2 separate regions of the Homo sapiens genome follow, and region 2 is linked to region 1. Evidence: chromatin contacts called from ENCODE Hi-C or POLR2A ChIA-PET data. All regions are on one chromosome and are shown on one strand. The core of a region is the stretch at or near the end of the contact, and the rest is flanking DNA. Distances in the headings are between cores, read along the strand shown. Region 1 overlaps FARS2 (phenylalanyl-tRNA synthetase 2, mitochondrial). Region 2 overlaps FARS2 (phenylalanyl-tRNA synthetase 2, mitochondrial).

What was found. A loop is a pair of places that touch in the nucleus more often than their neighbours do. ChIA-PET counts read pairs that join two places held with the same protein, here RNA polymerase II (POLR2A). Pooled maps may share reads with other maps.
Region 2: a map of gastrocnemius medialis shows a loop between it and region 1 (6-fold over the local background). The contact joins two enhancer-like sites. A Hi-C loop is called at or near these places in 5 of 168 maps with a recorded cell type or tissue (B cell, CD4-positive, alpha-beta T cell, CD4-positive, alpha-beta memory T cell and 2 more), 1 of 37 single-sample maps with no recorded cell type and 8 of 50 pooled maps. POLR2A ChIA-PET finds 5 or more read pairs at or near these places in 8 of 52 experiments (CD4-positive, alpha-beta T cell, H1, K562 and 5 more).

The regions. Positions count from the first base shown.
Region 1 is chr6:5,633,423-5,636,529 of GRCh38, forward strand. All of the region lies in intron 6 of FARS2 (phenylalanyl-tRNA synthetase 2, mitochondrial), which reads left to right. Among named protein-coding and RNA genes, the nearest start is that of FARS2-AS1, 180 kb to the left of the region's middle. Within about 2 kb of position 1,354, at least 2 of the 41 ENCODE cell types and tissues checked have a DNase peak (open chromatin) inside an H3K27ac peak, as active enhancers do; they include gastrocnemius medialis, where a contact is called at or near this core.
Region 2 is chr6:5,669,983-5,672,693 of GRCh38, forward strand. The region is part of intron 6 of FARS2 (phenylalanyl-tRNA synthetase 2, mitochondrial); the gene reads left to right. The region is part of intron 2 of LOC101927950 (a long non-coding RNA gene); the gene reads right to left. Among named protein-coding and RNA genes, the nearest start is that of FARS2-AS1, 210 kb to the left of the region's middle. Within about 2 kb of position 1,294, at least 13 of the 41 ENCODE cell types and tissues checked have a DNase peak (open chromatin) inside an H3K27ac peak, as active enhancers do; they include gastrocnemius medialis, where a contact is called at or near this core.

The sequences.
Region 1 (3,107 bases), core at 104-2,603:
GCGCCACCACACCCAGCTAATTTTTGTATTTTTAGTAGAGATGGGGTTTCACCATGTGGGCCAGGCTGGTCTTGAACTCAGGTGATGCACCCACTTCAGCATCCCAAAGTGCTGGGATTACAGGCGTGAGCCACCACGCCCGGCACCTGGCTTACCAGAGATAAGTTTTATATCCTTTTTCTAGTCTTTTTAAAAAATGTATAGGATAAACTTGCATACGTATATACTAAGAAAATTCTGCCATTGTCATATACTATTTTAATATTTTAACCCTTTTTTACATGGCAAAATTATAGCTATTTGCATCTATTTATCAGAGCATTTGTTATGACTGGTGAAACAAAATATTTTCCTATATTTGTTAATCATTTGTATTCCTCTCTTAATTGTTCAAGTCTTTTTTTGCCCACTTTTTCTGTTGGCATTTTACAAACAGTAAAAATCTCTTATCAATGATTAGCTAATTATATACCCAAAATACTAGTCCATTTTATCTCATATTTGTTACAAATTTTTCAAGTTGTTATCTGCCTTTTATTATCCTTCATCATATGTGGGGCATAAATTTATTTTATATTTTTTGTTTTGTCATATCCAACATTTTTTTCATCAATTTTTGTCCATTGCTTTTACATGCAAGAAGTTCTTATCCATCAAAAGATTATATAAATATTTACTTACATTTTCTCTTAAGTTGTTTATTATTAAACATTTTTTTCTAGTTCCATCTGGAATTGTTATTAAGATATTGTGAGATGAGAGAATCAAACTTTTATTTTTCTAAACAGTTAACCAGCTTTCCTGATACAATTTATAGGACAGATAATTTACAATAAGTGAATCTTTTACAAAAGATACAAAACCAATTATTTTGCTCAATTTTTTTATTTTTATTTTTGAGACAGAGTCTCGCTCTGTCACCCAGGCTGGAGGGCAGTGGTATGATCACAGTTCACTGCAGCCTTGACCTTCCGGGCTCAAGCAAGCCTCCTGTGTCAACCTCCTGAATAGCTGGGACCACAGGTGTATACCACCATGCCCAGCTAATTTTTGTTTTTTGGTTTTTTTGTAGAGATGAGGTCTTGCTGTGTTGCCCAGGCTTGAGAGCCCAGGCTGGGCTCGAACTCCTGGGCTCAAGCTATCCTCCCACCTTCACCTCCCAAAGGCATGAGCCACAATGCCAGGCCTTGCTCAATTTTTAAAATAGTACTTTAGGTACCAGCTGTATATGAAGCAATTCATTTGTGGTTTGTTTTGCTTGTGCTCCTATTCTTAGCAAAAGATAGCCTTACTCTCATTTCAGAGCAGAGTAGCCCACGTGGCAATCCCCTAGTCCCTTTTTTGGAGGCCACAGTGTAGCCAGAAGTAACTGGAATGCAAAGCCTCTGTGTGCCCTTCGACCCAGCTAAATCATTCCACGGGCAGATTGATCAATTTCCTGAGCTTTCATCATGATTTCTGGAGTTCAGTTGTCTTGCAGTTGCTATACAATGTAGTTTTTGTCATATTCCCTCTTATTTCTTAATGTGTCCTGGAAGGAATGGAATATGAAGTCTTTGTAGAGTAGTGGCTACAGCACTGGCTTTAGAGGCCGCCCTGAGTGCAAGTCTTGGCTTTGCCACTTGTTGGCCGTGGAACCATTCGAGCAAGTTACTCACCTCTCTAAGCGTCAATTTCTTATCTTTGGGTTTAACAGTGAACCGACCTTAGAAGGTTATTTTGCACTGCCTGGTGCATAACAAGTGTCCAGTAAGTGTTATTGTTGATGGTGCTGGTTACATCCTAATGGTGAGTTTCCTCTGGGAAAAACTAATTGTAATTAAGTACAAGCATTAAATACAAACAAAGAACAGCCAAGTTTCTAATGAGCAAACTTTGTGTTTTATGTTTACTCTAGTTAAGCCCATGCTCAAAATAGGCACCTAGTTGCTGATGATAATTTACTCCAAACAATAAAATTACTTTCTTAAGGTCTAATTGTTTTTGATAGAAAAAAGAGGAAAAAATAATAAAGCAGGTTGAAGATGTCACAAGCTGGGAATAAAAGTTTGGTGGGTTTTTAAGATCTGAAAAAGAAATTTTTTTAACACCTTAAGGAAAAAAGTTGCAATATACTTTTGTTTCTTTTTTTATGCACAGTAAGTGTTATAGGATGCAGGTGACACATGTGCTGGTGGGGAAGTGAGGTAGAGGAAATGAGAAGGACGCCCCATGTAGAAAATGGCAGAATCGGAACACGCACCCAGCCCCTCTGTGTGCAGGGTGGCGTTGGATGAGACGTGCAGCCTGGCCAGGCCTCATGTCGTTGTTTCCCCAGGTTTTGATTTAGGCCCGAAGCCCACCCCATGGAGTCTACATGGCAAAGGGAGCCTGCAGAAGGCATGTGACATTTTGTATTTGCATTTGGAATTCAGTGAGCTGCTGATTTGATGATGGAAGCAAATACCAAGCAGTCACTGTCAGTGTTCATGAAATAAGAGATGTCAGCCATATTTCTAGGATATGACACTTTTGTATTATCTATTGGTATTTCAAAAAAAATGTTATGGTAAAAAAAATTTCCAAAACACATAAGCTACTAGACATCTGTTTTAGAATAGCACCGCTATACTCATTCACAAACAGCAGTTGTGTTTCTTGTGGGAGTGGCGCTTTAAAGAAGTGTAATAGGGTTTTGTTTTTTTTTTAATCAGCATTTCTCTTTGGAGATGTTAATGAGCATCCCCAAATTTAAAGTTCTAAATGAAATTATAACACTGGTTATTGCTAACAAAATGAGCAACTCTTCTAAGGAAGACTAAAAGGAAAAATCGCTGTGAAGTTCCCTCTATGTGATAGCAGGGTTGAGAAAATTTGATTACAGAACCTGAGCTTCTGCAGCGAAGGCCTGACAGTGTACGGTCGCTGTCTGGGGTGTCCACCCAGCTCCCGGTGATTCCCCCTTTGCTAGCAACTGCTTCTCCCTCCCAATCCAGAACTGTGGGCCCTGGCAGCCATTTTGTGCAGTGAGGCATCCTTTTACCCTGCAGTCTCTGCTGATTGGACCCGGACAGATGCTTGACCCACGAAGGAATTTACAATTGGCAATGATAGAGGTAGTCTTTCAT
Region 2 (2,711 bases), core at 44-2,543, 36 kb after region 1:
CAATAACATCCCATTTCTTGTGTTGATTCTTGATTTCTGTTCATATTCAAACATTATTTTGTTGTATATTTTCTTTCGTAGGCCTCCTTAAAATTCTCGTAGAATGAGGCAAGATATAAACACTTACATAGAAGTTAACAGCAGTGTGTTAATGATATATGCAGCCAAGCATAGGCGCTTATGCCCAGAGTGCGCAAGTATACAGAGGACATTCAGTGGCCAAAGTTGGCTAGAGTTGCTTTGGTCCTTGATCAAGTCCTGTTTAGATTTCTCCACCCAAATAAGTTACATCAATACTGACTAGATAATACATATTCAACAGGCAGTACACCCCCTGATCATTGTGGATATCACAATTCAGGAAATCATTTACTTACTAAACATTTTTACTTACTAAACATTTACTTACTAAACTTTTGTGTCCCCTACTAAACTTTTAGCTTCTAGAGAGTAGAAACCATGTCCTGTTGTTCTTTATGCTTATAGTACTTGGCCCACAACTGATGCACAATGGATCACGAGGGGTGACTAGATAAATGAGAATTTTTTAATGGCAAGATGATTCAGAGCAAATGAAATGTAGAATATCATAATATTTTATAAGGAATGGCATTTTGGGCAAGTTATTACTTGTACGTACTTTTAGAAACAGTCTCTTCCTCTAACCAAATGCTTCTGAGTAGGATCCTGCTTTAATGGATAGAAAAACATGAGTTCTCATTAGTATGCACAGCACTGAAGCCCAGTTACATTTTTTTTTTAAATAAGCACACTTTTTAAGTGCTGCCATGCAGTGTCATCGCTCCAAAAGCTTATCACATTGTTCATTTTCTTAGCAGGCTCAGTTCTACTGATGGTGTAAAGTTTCAACCGGGGCTCTTCATAATTATTACGAATTCTTAAGACTGAAATCAGGTGGCTTTTTATTTTTAGTGTCCTTATTGTGCTCACTCAAGACTATATATTCAGCAGTGTGCAGTCTATGCCTGACTGTATAAAAGACTGGAATGTTCACACACTATAATGAATAATGAGTGTCAGTGAACTCATTACAGTAAATCCTTAGGTAATTACTTTCTGCCTTAGTTGGGGGACTTATGGTAGCATAAGCTAAAATTATTTCATCTCCAGACAAACCCTGAGGTGGCTGTTGGAGTTAAATATAATTCATTTGCAGCATGTTTATTATAGTTAAATTTAACTAATTTAGGGCCTGTTGCTGGCCAGAAGCTGAGGAGGAGGAAGTTGCAGTGTCCATGAGTACCTCAGAAAAATGAGGCTTCATGGCCGAGCTTTCAGAGCATGACGTAAGAGTTACTCCCACTCTGTCTCTGCTCTTCCTGTCCCCAGAGCTGGATGGGTTTGTTCATGAAAGTGATTGGCTAATGAGCTCTTCAGGCATAGGATTAATGTGGTGTAGCAAGAGGAAGTCTCAGCGTTGAGCTGGGGCTCTGCTCAGTTCTCTCCTCTGTTTCTGCCGGAACTTCCTGGTGTTACAGAAAGAACTATGGTGTTCAAGGTCACTGTTGTATGAATGGATTTATCAGCAGATGGTGAGGCTCCCCCTTCTCGTGCCCCATTTCCACTCAACACTGTCGGGCCAGTCTGGGCGTTATTTCTTCCTAAGCCTTCCAGCCTGGAAGACTTAGCTCTGGAAAAAATAGGAAAGGACTTACTCCAAGAACCAAGCACATGTTTACAGAGGATGGTTTAACCTTTAAAGATGTTGCCACTGAAGAGTTTTTAGATTAGATTTTGCCTCATGAGAGCTCTTCTGAGCTGGATGGCTTGCTCTACCAAAGATGTTACAGGGACACCCGCAGGAGAAATCGCATCAACGCGGGGAGGTGAGGCTTCTGAGCCATCGCTTGTGTCTAAGAACATAAGCCAAAAATCACTGTAGGGGGACTGTTCCCCAGAAGACAGGGACCTTGCCAGGAGAGGAAACACAATTCCGATCATCGTGAGGAACGTGCATTTGCGGAAGACATTGTCCTACTTTTCCACAAAAATACCATGTCTCCATTCTGGAAATATGTGCACTGTGCTAATTGCTCAAGAGAAGGTAGCAGTTGGAAAAAGTCCAGAGAAGGATGAGTAGATGAACACAGGAATCAGTCGGTAGCCGTGGGAACAGCAAAGCCCCTTCAGTGGGAAGGCAAGAGTAAAGAGAAGACAGCACTGAAGTCTGTGGAATCTAAAGCGGCTTTGGTGGGGTTTCCTCACCGACCCAAAGTGCAGAGCTAGCAGGGTAGGCACACCCACCCGTGCCTGTGGTGGCCCGCCCTAAGACTCTATCCAGGACAGCCACCTCAGCCTCACTATCCCCTGGCCACGTCCTGGCCGTTCAGTCCCACCGTGACGCAGCTTACAAGCTGCAGAACCGTCTGCCTCTCAAGCCAGTGTTCCTCCCACTGTACCACAGTTGCTTCCGTTGGGTCCAGACTCTTCTGAAAACTCCCCTTTTCAATTTTACTCAAACAGATTTTGGCCATGGAAATGGTTTGTGACTTTAACGGGCAAGCTGTGATATAAAAAGTAAACCATGGGTTACATAACTTCAGGGGCAGGTTAACTTTTCCAGAATTCTGGTCTCAAAGTAAAGATTTAGATTTAGTTGAGGCTATAAAAATTCAGGAAAAAATAATAAAGCATTTCTACACCTCCCTCCTTCCCCTTGCGAGCCCCCCTTAAAAATAGCATCTGAAGTT